Regions from separate parts of the Homo sapiens genome. Here region 2 is linked to region 1. A link is a loop called in an ENCODE intact Hi-C map of the cell type or tissue named here. Cell type or tissue: endothelial cell of umbilical vein. All regions are shown on one strand. Each heading gives the region's core, and the rest is flanking DNA. Links, peaks and the distances in the headings are about the cores only. Region 1 overlaps RAPGEF2 (Rap guanine nucleotide exchange factor 2). Region 2 has its middle 270 kb from the start of MIR3688-1.

The links. Hi-C counts contacts between places; a loop is a spot of excess contacts. Peaks named below come from ENCODE experiments on the same cell type or tissue, not always from the same donor. Only the 100,000 strongest peaks of a DNase experiment are listed, where the experiment ranks them.
Region 2: it touches region 1 in a loop (2.0-fold over the local background); 1 of 110 quality-filtered maps calls a loop at or near these places.

What each region holds. Positions count from the first base shown.
Region 1 is chr4:159,270,053-159,275,435 of GRCh38, forward strand. The region is part of intron 7 of RAPGEF2 (Rap guanine nucleotide exchange factor 2); the gene reads left to right. Among named protein-coding and RNA genes, the nearest start is that of MIR3688-1, 140 kb to the left of the region's middle. In endothelial cell of umbilical vein, for the core only: no CTCF peak of the experiment used is centred there; DNase peaks (open chromatin) are centred at 2,089, 2,599 and 3,209; H3K27ac peaks cover 1,996 bases.
Region 2 is chr4:159,399,161-159,404,543 of GRCh38, forward strand. No RefSeq gene overlaps it. Among named protein-coding and RNA genes, the nearest start is that of MIR3688-1, 270 kb to the left of the region's middle. RefSeq lists an enhancer at 2,163-3,362. In endothelial cell of umbilical vein, for the core only: no CTCF peak of the experiment used is centred there; a DNase peak (open chromatin) is centred at 3,021; H3K27ac peaks cover 1,465 bases.

The DNA.
Region 1 (5,383 bases), core at 276-5,275:
GTGATAAAATAACTTTGGATCAAGCAATTTATAGAAATCTGTGAGTGGTATTGCCCATGACACTTTGGTTAGAACTTGAAATACTAGAATTTGCCATCTCAAGATGTCACATGCAGCAGAGTTGGCAGCTTACAACATCAAGGTCTGGCTGTATAATTGTTGACTAGTCCTTTGGTTCTATTGAGTTTGCTGTGTAATAATCAGACCTTTAAAATTTTAATTGTATGTGAGGAGTTGAATAAGAAAATAGTTACTCAGGCTCTCAATAAGTGACTCAATATAGTTGTTGGGTAAAAATGAGTGAGAAGGCCCCTCTTTCATCCTATGAGGCTTTATAGTGTCAGAGCTAATTTCAAATGAATAGAATTTATTAAATTCACAAATACTTCTGTTTTGCTTATTCAAAAAGTTTGTGGGCTTTTAAGTGGCTTTGCTTCTTTGACTGCAGCAGGTAGTGCAGTACTAGAAAACAAAAACCATTAAATTTGGGGTGGGGGCATTTTTTTTAGCTATGATTAGGCACAAATAGTAAGCTCAGTTTTTCTACTTTATCAGAACCTTTCAGATCTCATGGGCTTTATTCTTTATTTGTTGTCTGTCTCATTCAGTGCATACCTCAGTTGCCGGCACATAATAGACGTACGATAAATACCATTGAATTTCTCTTTAAATTTTTGGATTAATAAAGTCTCAACTTTTTTAACTAGTAATTTTTACATATTTTATTACACCTCCCCCTATTTCCATTTTATGTGGTTGATTGATAATACTAAGATGAATACCCATGTGTCACCAGAAATGCACCCAGCACTGGGCTGTGTTTTTATAGTCATGTGGTGCTTTTCAGTTAGTCTTCGGAGGAATCTCATGGTTTTGTGAATATAAAAATGTAAAAATCTTGTGATTTCTTTTTAAAATAAGAGGAGGTTGCTAACATTTCAGAAATGTATTATGAGACTGCATTTTTCAAAAGACTCCTGTAGACCATTAGTTGAATAGACTGTTAATAGATGGTAGATGAAAAAAGTTTTATAGGCTCATTAAGTTAGGGAAATTGTTAGCATTAAAAGTCTCTTTACTCAATTTACCAACTGTTGTGTTTTTTTAAAGTGGAGCTCTTCTCTCCCCATCTTGCCCAGCTCAGATGCCTTTGAAAATTTCCCAATATAGGATGGATTTGAAACTTTGTAAATTAAAAAAAGTTTTAAAATAAATTGATTTGGTGCTATCAAACTGATAACATGGTTTTAAATTTTACATTTTTGTAGAAATTGATTTATGTAGTGTGCTATACTTAAATCACAGCCCAAGTCATGATTAAATAATAATAAAAATGGTAGTACACATAAGAAAGTGCCCTACTTAAATATAGGGAATAAATTGCAGTAGCTGTAACTTATTGAGTAATGTATTGCATAGCAGACACTATATTACATATTATCTCAATTCTTAAGAAACAGTATTACCTTTTTACATATGAGAAAACTGAGATTAAAAAGAATTTTTTTCAGGGACATATTACTAGTAAGTGGTAGAGCCATCATTGGTACCCCAGTTTGTCTGATTTTATAGCCATTGCCTTAACCACAGACTTGTACTACCTACCCCTATGTGACCAAATTTAGTCTACTTCAGGTGTGTAGACTGCATAATTATCAGAGTTAGTATTAACTAGTGGAATACACAACTTGAAAAAGTGCTTTTTTCCTGCAGCTATCTTTTTCCTGGCATATGTGACATTCCAAGCAGCAAGAATATCATGATCAAAATCATTTTATAAAACTTTCATTGCTTGGCTGAGTCAATAATACATCTATCCATTTTGAAATCATGTTGAGACTTGAGTTGAGATGGTCAGGAATAGTTGCCATTTAGCCCATTTCCTTTCTTCCTTCTGCTTTTCTGTGTTTGGTCTTACCATGTACATTTCCTTTTTGCTGCTTAACTCTTTAAACATACGCTCCATGTCTCAACTTCCTCTGCCTATTCCCTTTGTAACCTCTGAGTGCCTGACCGTGGCCATTTGTGTTCTACCAGAAGTCCTGAACCTTGCCATTTTGTCTCGCCTGTTTCTGCCCCAGTGAACCCTGCATATACAGTGCAGCCTGACTTCAATCATGATCACCTCCCTTAAGTCCATACAGGCCACGATTCATTTGTTAGCCATAAGTATCATTTTCATCATACATAAGCCCCTTAACCAAGAAGGATATAATGTAACTTAACCATATTTTCTAAATTGCTATTGGTCACTTAAGGCCCTCTATAATCTACATTCTTTCCCTTATAAACATACAAGATTGTGCTCTTTTATTTTAGGACAAGCTGGCTTGATTATAAACACTTCAGGCTCATTTTCTTTTCTCATTTCTCAGCTTGCTGTGTTCTTGGCTTGACTTTGACTTGGTCCTTATCTCTTCATATTTATCTCTATCTTAATGAATCAGGATCACTTAATATGCAGTGCTTAATTTTATTAATTCTTCTAATTGGTGCTTATAAATTTGTTTGGTCTTTGCAGTTAGATGACAGATTACATCTGGAATGAATTCCATGTGTTCAAAGGGTATGGTTGGAATTTAAAACTGTTTATCAGCTGTTAAGAGTACAGTATAGAGAAGGATTTTCTAGGCTGGAAGAATAACATGTGAGGGCCCAAGGCAGGAAACTATAGAAGAATATGAGGGTTTGAGGAAAAACAATGAAATCATCACTGTTAGAGTAGACTGTGTTAGAGAGAAGTAGGTCAGTACAGGTGATGGAGTGGAGGATGTTAGAATACCAGATAAATTAATGACTATTTTGAAGATGCAGCAAAGGAGTGTAACCTCTTTCTTCACCTCTCCTTCCTATCTTTCAACTGGAACAGATTTAAGAAAACTCAATTAACAAAAAATGTGTTATATTACCATGACAGTTTGACCTTGTCTGTAAACATTGGGTAGAGTGTCTCTTTAGTATATTTTGATTGATGGATTTTCCTTAGCAATGTAGAAAAAAAGCACCAGGACTAATTGTAGAGGCTAGGTTATGCCTCTTTTGGGTAAGACTCCACCTCTTCATTATCTGATCTTTATTTTGTCTGTTATAACAGATATATTTCCTGAGATGAAATAAACTTATCTCTTGGCATGATTTTCCACTGTGCTTGCTAGCAGAGGGGACTGAGAGGAAGCATATCCTGTTGTTTTATTCAAGGACAAGGTCATCTTGCCTTGGATTTGGGCCAAGAAACCCTGGCAACAAATAATAGATCTTTTTACCCCCATTAGAAGTGAAGAAATGTATTTAGAAACTTGCCAAGACATTGCATACTCTGCTTATATGTGCTTTTTGTGTCACAGGACATAGTAAAGTAAGATCTTTGCTTTTAGTCAAAATAAGTATACCTCATATCTTTGCCTTTAAATATTTTTAGTAATGATCCATTAAAAAATCTGTTGGAAAATAAAATCAATTTAGATTACTGAAAAAAAGAATGATTAACTTAAGAAAAAGCAAATGCTCAAAATGTGTCATTAGGAATTCAGTTATTCTCCTTTAACCATTTAGCCCTAGTAAGATCAGTAATCAGTTTCTTTCTTTCTTTCTTTCTTTCTTTCTTTCTTTCTTTCTTTCTTTCTTTCTTTCTTTCTTTCTTTCTTTCTTTCTCAATTTAAATATTATATAAAATGCATCAAAGTAAATGCTCTGTAAGTTTGGTCTCATAGGTATAAGTATTCCTTAAACATAACCTGACATTTCTTTCTCTTTTTTTCGAGATGGAGTCTCGCTCTGTCGCCTGGGCTGGAGTGCAGTGGCGCAGTCTTGGCTCACTGCTACCTCCATCTCCCGGGTTCAAGCAGTCTTCCCCCTCAGTCTCCCAAGTAGCTGGGATTACAGGTGCGTGCCACCACGCCCAGCTAATTTTTGTATTTTTAGTACAGGTGGGGTTTCGCCATGTTGGCCTGGCCGGTCTTGAGCTCCTGACCTCAGGTGACCTGCCTGCCTTGGCCTCCCGAAGTGCTAGGATTACAGGCTGAGCCACCACGCCCGGCCCTAACATTTCTTTAATCTGCCTCCAGAGGTTTGACCAAACTCTTAATTTATTCAGGTAATCTATTAAGAATTCCTCCAGAGTAATGCTTAAGTTTTCTTCATTTTCTTTTGTTTAACAATAAAGGTAAAATCCTTTCACAGTTACTTTAAATCCTTAATGAAGTACTTTTTAATGCTTACTTTATATCCCTGATTTTTAAAAAAGTAACATTACTGTCATGTCTGTAGTGATCTTTATAAACTTTTGAAAGCCTTTTCAATTTAGATCAAATAACTTTAATCATTATATATTTTATTTGAATATGGTTTGCTTATAAGCTTTTTTGAAAAATATTTTAAAAATAAAACGAATGTCTAAATATATCTACATAGAGATATAACCATGTGAGCATGTATAAAAATATATACGTGTGCGTGTATAAGTGTGTTTGTAATTTAAATGAAAGTTTGTAAATGTGTCCTTAAGGTCTCTATTTAAATTTCCTTGTTCTGAGATCTTTGTTCTCTCTGACCTACTTTTTCTTCATCCTTAACGAGTGGTCTTTATCTTTATAGACATGACACATGCTTGTGATATTTCCATATAGTATTAAGATGCCAGTGCTATTAGTATTGTCTTAGGTATTACACAGAATGGGCTAAATGGAACAGTGTCTGATTTTTGGAACATAAATTAAGAAACTAATAGAAAAAATATATTAGGGAATGTAGATATAAATTTGCTACTTTAAAGCTACTTTAAAGACATGATATAACAGAGCACACTTTAAAAATGCAACAAATTGCATCATACAAGAAGTTCCCTTAAGCTCACCAATGGTCCCTGCCACTCACTGTCTTTCCTATTGGTGCAGAAACACCCATGTCATAAAGAATTAATCACTTGTCACTCTCTGCCATTTCTTCTTCTTAACTGAACCCCTAACATAGGCCTTATATGTAGTTATGTTTTTCTCTGTCTCTCGTGTGTGTGTGTGTGTGTGTGTGTGTGTGTGTGTGTGTGTGTATGATATATGAGAATCTTATAATTGCACAGTCTGTGATACATCATATCTTTATAACTTATCAATCATCCACTGTCTATATTTCTTTTGTACTCTGAAGTCACTATATAAATATGCCCCATATGCTTCAGATCTCTTCATTCTACATCAATAGACCAAATTCTCTTTTACAACTTACACTGGATATTCATCATAAAGGCTGTTTTCAGAGACATCTTAGGCATGAGTTAGCCTTAGATTTATTAACAAAGTGACAGCCTGAAAAATTTCTTTACAATTATCAAAGTTACATTCTTCTTTAATGAACTCTAGAGAAATACATTATTGGTTTGTAATATTGA
Region 2 (5,383 bases), core at 280-5,279, 130 kb after region 1:
GAGACCTCCATGTCTACAAAAAAAAAATTAAAAAATTAAAAATGTAGCCAAGTGGGCCGGGCGCAGTGGCTCACACCTATAATCCCAGCACTTTGGGAGGCCAAGGCGGGCAGATTGCCTGAGCTCAGGAGTTAAAAAATTAGCTGGGTGTGGTGGCATGTGCCTGTAGTCCCAGCTACTTGGGAGGCAGAGGCAGGAGAATTGCTTGAACCCAGGAGGCAGAGGTTGAAGTGAGCCAAGAACACACCTTCACTCCAGCCTGGGCAACAGAGCAAGACTCTGTCTCAAAAAAAAAAAAAAAGTAGCCAGGTGTAGTGGTGTGCACCTGTAGTCCCAGCTGCTTGGGAGGCTGAAGTGGGAGGATCATTTGAGCCCAGGAAGTTGAGGCTATAGTGAGTCATGATTGCACCGTCTCAAAAAAAAAAAAAAATTAACCAGGTATGTTGGTGTGTGTGCCTGTGGTCCCAGCTACTTGGGAAGCTGAAATTGAGAGGATGCTTGAGCCCAGGTATTAGTTTGAGGTTAAAGTGAGCCATATGAAGACACTGCATTCTAGCCAGGGCCACAGAGTGACACCCTCTATGAAAACAAAACAAAACAAAACAAACCAACAAAAAAACAACCCACCATAGAGAGGGAAGGTATAATGGTTTTAGGCATTTAATTTTTTGGTGTCACTGAAGGATTTTGTTTTTAATTTAGATTCTTCGCAGGAAGAGTTGGTGATGGTGGTGATGGTGGTTGTAGCTGTAGAAGTGAGGAATGCATTTGTTTGGGGAGGTTAAAGGGGACCATTTTACACTGAAAGATGAACGTAGATGTAAAACTAGTAGCTACAAGAAATTAACCAAGAATAGAGTGAGGCCAGAATTAGACCCTCAAAGAACAGCAGATAACAAAGATATCCCCTAAAAGCAGCGAATATTTACCAGGTGTTTACTCTGCAAGAGAGATGGTCTTTTTTTATGTCCTTTACCTATTTAAGCCCACACAGTACCCCTATCATGAAAGTGCTATTGTCAGGATTCCCATTTGACAGATGGGAAATGGGGGCCTGGGAAGTCCAAAACCACCCAGCCAGTAAACAGAGGAACCAGGCTTGCACTCAGTCAATCTCTGTCTAGAGCCACCGAAGAAAAATGGGAGAAAAAATTTGATGCTGCAAAAGACGCCCCTCAAAGATAGATAATGATGCCTCCAAGCCAAAGGGAATCTGCCTGCTGAGAGGGGGTCACTTCTAAAGGCACTCCTTCCTTAAATGGAAGGCGGAGGGAGGCAGGGCAAGGTGACTACCCCTGCCTTCAGCATGGTCCTGGCAGCCCCCTCTGTGCATTGAATGGGGTGTGTCAGGCCAGAGTGGGCTGGGGCTTGAGTGTGGTTGGGGGGGAGTCCTGAGGCGAGGATAGTAAAGATGGGACATGACCCTGAGGGCTCAAGCTCAGGACAGGCTCAAACATCCCTTTCTTCCTGAGATGGGGTTGTCTGACTCCCTGGGGGAATGTGATTCTGTTTGCAGTTAAACCAATTTGAATTAATCTAGCAAGTGTCAATTCTTTCCCTCGGAACTGTGTAGAATGCTATTCCAAAATTAGACTAACTAGTGAAACCTTCTCACAGGCTTCTTTTTTACAGACTGAGATAATGTTTCGCTCAAAGATGCTGCTGGATGAGGCAGACCATTTTAATCACAGTGAAGCTTCCCCCCCAGGCTTTCGCTGCCTCTCCCACCTTGTGGGGACCTGCCTGGGAGAAGTTTCACACGCGCCCCCGCTCCACCTCCCACCCTGCAGAACTGCTGCTGGCTGGACGCTGGCTGCACCTTCTCGTTGAGAACAGCTGCTGGCTATTTCCTCATTTCTAAACTTCCGAGGACAAGCTTGGAGTGCAGCTAAGCCTTTGGAGATGCTGCAGCTACTGTTCTGATCCTGGGAGGTGCATTTCTGAGGCGGACAGTCAGCACTGACAAGACAAGTTGGAGGGAACGAGCTGGCTGAGGGCTGGGGAGCAGCCCCTCTCCTTGGAAGAACTCTGATGGGAAACAGATGCTAAGAAGGGATTTATGGTTTATTCCAAGGACAGATGAGATAAGTTGTGGATGCACATGATTTTGTGGGGGAAGCAGGGGAGACCCAAGCGGGACACAGCCAGCCTAGCCCGTCAGCAATGAGAAAGTGTCCTTGGGTCTAGATGGGTGTGCCTGGGAGCAGGGCTTGGATCTTAGGCATTGACGGTCACCATCTGCAGGACAGGGGCCACCAGTCCATGGATATCTGATCTTCTTAGGGTCCCTGGAAACAAGGGGGACAAAATGCCTGAAGGCTTCCTGCTGCTCACTCCTCCCCTCTGAGTCCCTCTTCCTGACCTGCTCCACACCCTCTGTTCTTCCTCTCCCGCCTGCTTCTCTTTTCTTGCCTTCTCTCCACCCCTTCTTGAGTCTGCTCTGTTTATTTCATTTCCTTTTTAAAATGTTGTCAGCATCCTTTAGCTAAGGACAGCCATCAGTATCACTATTCTGTGTTATTTTTCTCAGGTAAAATGCTATTTTGTTTAGTAACCAACCCTGCCCAGCCCCCCACTCCCCGTCATGCTTCCTCTATTTTTACCCCGCACAGCCAGCAGCAAGACTGGGGCAGGAATACAGAGAGCACTCTGGGTTCTCCCCCAGCCTGAGGCCCTCCCTCGGCAGGACCCAAGGAGCACTACACAGCCCAAGGGCTCTGATAATCCACCAGGCCCCATCCCTCCATTCTCTCTTTGTCTCCGATACAAATTGCCTGGCACCAGTGCCCTAGAGCAGGCTATAATGAGAGGTGATTATCCCATCCCTGCAGGAGAGCCCTGGGACAAATCCTCCAGCACTTATGGACCTGTTTACTTCAGTTACTACTGAAAGTCCAAGTCCAAGCCTTCAAGGTCAACCTTCATTACTCCTACCGTTTTTCCCATGGGGTTCAGAACATTCTCTCATCCGACTCATGCTCCCACACCTCTGTGACCCTCAGTCATTCCTCTGAGCCTCTGGAATTCAGAGTGTGTCATCAGTACAATTTCCTGTCTTCGTTCTCATCTGGGAACATTTCCTTCACCTTCTTGTTTAACTCTGAGCTTTCCCATGCAGCCACTATTACCCATATGTGGCTGTTGAACACTTGAAATGTGACTAGTCCAGATTGAGATGCGGTATCAGCATAAACACATACTGGATTTTGAAGACTTCATATGAAAAAAGGAACTTAAACTATCTTGAAGGATACTTAGGTGGGTATAAGATTCTGTGCTGACGGGGCGCGGTGGCTCATGCCTGTAATCCCAGCACTTCGGGAGGCTGAGGTGGGCGGATCACCTGAGGTCAGGAGTTTGAGACCAGCCTGGCCAACATGGCGAAACCCCATCTCTACTAAAAATACAAAAAATAGCCGGGCTTGGTGGTAGGCACTTGTAATCCCAGCTATTCAGGAGGCTGAGGCAGGAGAATCACTTGAACCCAGGAGGCGGAGGTTCCAGTGAGCTGAGATTAGTAATTAACTAGGCCCAATGCACCACTGCACTCCAGCCTGGGCAACAAGAGAGAAACTCCGTCTCAAAAAAAAAAAAAAAAAAAAAAAAAAAATTCTATGCTGTCAGTTCTTTTCTTGTAGCCCTTCAAAAATGTGGTTGTCACTTCCTTTTGGTCTCCATGGTTTCTCATGACAATATGTTGTCTATATTGTATTAAGTAAAATATGTTATTAAATTGTTTACCTATTTCTGTTTGATTTAAAGAAATGTGGCTAGTAGAAAATTTAAAATTATGTATGTGGTTCACATTATATTGCTATCAGATAGTGCTGCTTTGGCCAGGTGTGATGGCTCATGACTGTAATCTCAGCACTTTGGGAGGTTGAGGCAGGAGGATTGCTTGAGGCTAGGAGTTCGAGACCAGCCGGAGCAACAAAGTGAGACTGTCTCTACAAAAAAATAGCCCATGCCATTCTGTAGTCCTAGCTACTTGGGAGGCTGAGATGGGAGGATTGCTTGAGCCCAGGAGATTGTGGCTGCAATGAGCTATTATTGTGCCACTGCACTCCAGCCTGGGTGACAACAGAGCAAGACCCTGTCTCAACAACAACAACAACAACATAGTGCTGCTCTGACTGAGGTCTGGCTGCCCTTGAAAGCTTAGCTTCTTCAGAAGCCCTCTCACACATGGCTGGTCCTTTCCTCATGCTCTCTGTTCAGACAAGGCCTAGAGGTGGGGCAGGTAGCTCCTGGCTCCCCATTGCTCTTTCCAAGCCATTGGTCATAGTATTTCCTAAAACAGTTTTGATCTTCTGAAACTCATGCCATCAAACTAGACCTGCCTTTACCTCTTCACATTGCAATTCTCTACCATTCTCCTGGTTACTCCTTCCCCTCTTATTGACGATCTTCGTGTCCGGTTCACTGTTGTTCCTACCATCTTGACTCTGGGCATCATTCTTGTCATTGGCATGCCCCTAGATAGTCCATCAACACCCTGGCCTCTCTGTTCACTGTTTTCCTCACTTATAATGATATGTCCTCCATCATTATATCCTCAGCCACCTACTTTAATGGTCGTATCTTTGTCATCGCCTATGGTTTCACAACCTCCAAAATCTTAATTTCAAGCGTCCCAGTCTTTGAATTCTATCTCTTATGTTTATGGCTTATTTCCTCTAGGCTCCCCATTTCAACACTTTTTTTGTTGTTGTCGAGGTATTGCTATGTTGCTTAGGCTGGAGTGCAGTAGTGTGATCAGAGCTCACTGCAGCCTTGAACTCCTGGGCTCAAGCAATTCCCCCATCTCAGGTTCCTGAGTAGCCAGGATTACAGGCATGTGCCACCATGCCCAACTCATCAATTTATTGATTCCATTGGTACTTCCAATTAATTGATTCTATCAGCTTTTCACTTATGTATCTTAGAGTCTGTGGTTCATCATTGCAATTACTCCTTGCATATATCTTTAAGACCCTTTTATCCCCGCCTCTTTCCTTAGACCTTCTGGCAAACCCCTGAACCTGATTGAATTCAATTTTCCCTAACATCTATAACCAAGCAGCTACCATGGCCAGAAAATGACGACAACAACAACAACAACAACTGAACTAGTCTCAGTCTAAATTTGTAACATCAAACCTTGAGTGCTCCTTAGCATGGCCTATTAGTTTTGCGAGGTATCCCCTTACACTCTCATTTTTCTCCTCCTTCATGGCCACCAATATTAAATTTCAGCCGAGACCTTCCTTTCTATCGAACTGCAAAAGTATAATTAATCAGAAGAAAACATCTACTCCTTCCATTCACTGAGTCAGTCCACTTTATACGCAACTGTGGATATTCTCCGTTTTCCTTTCACATATAATGGGTGAATTGACCCTAC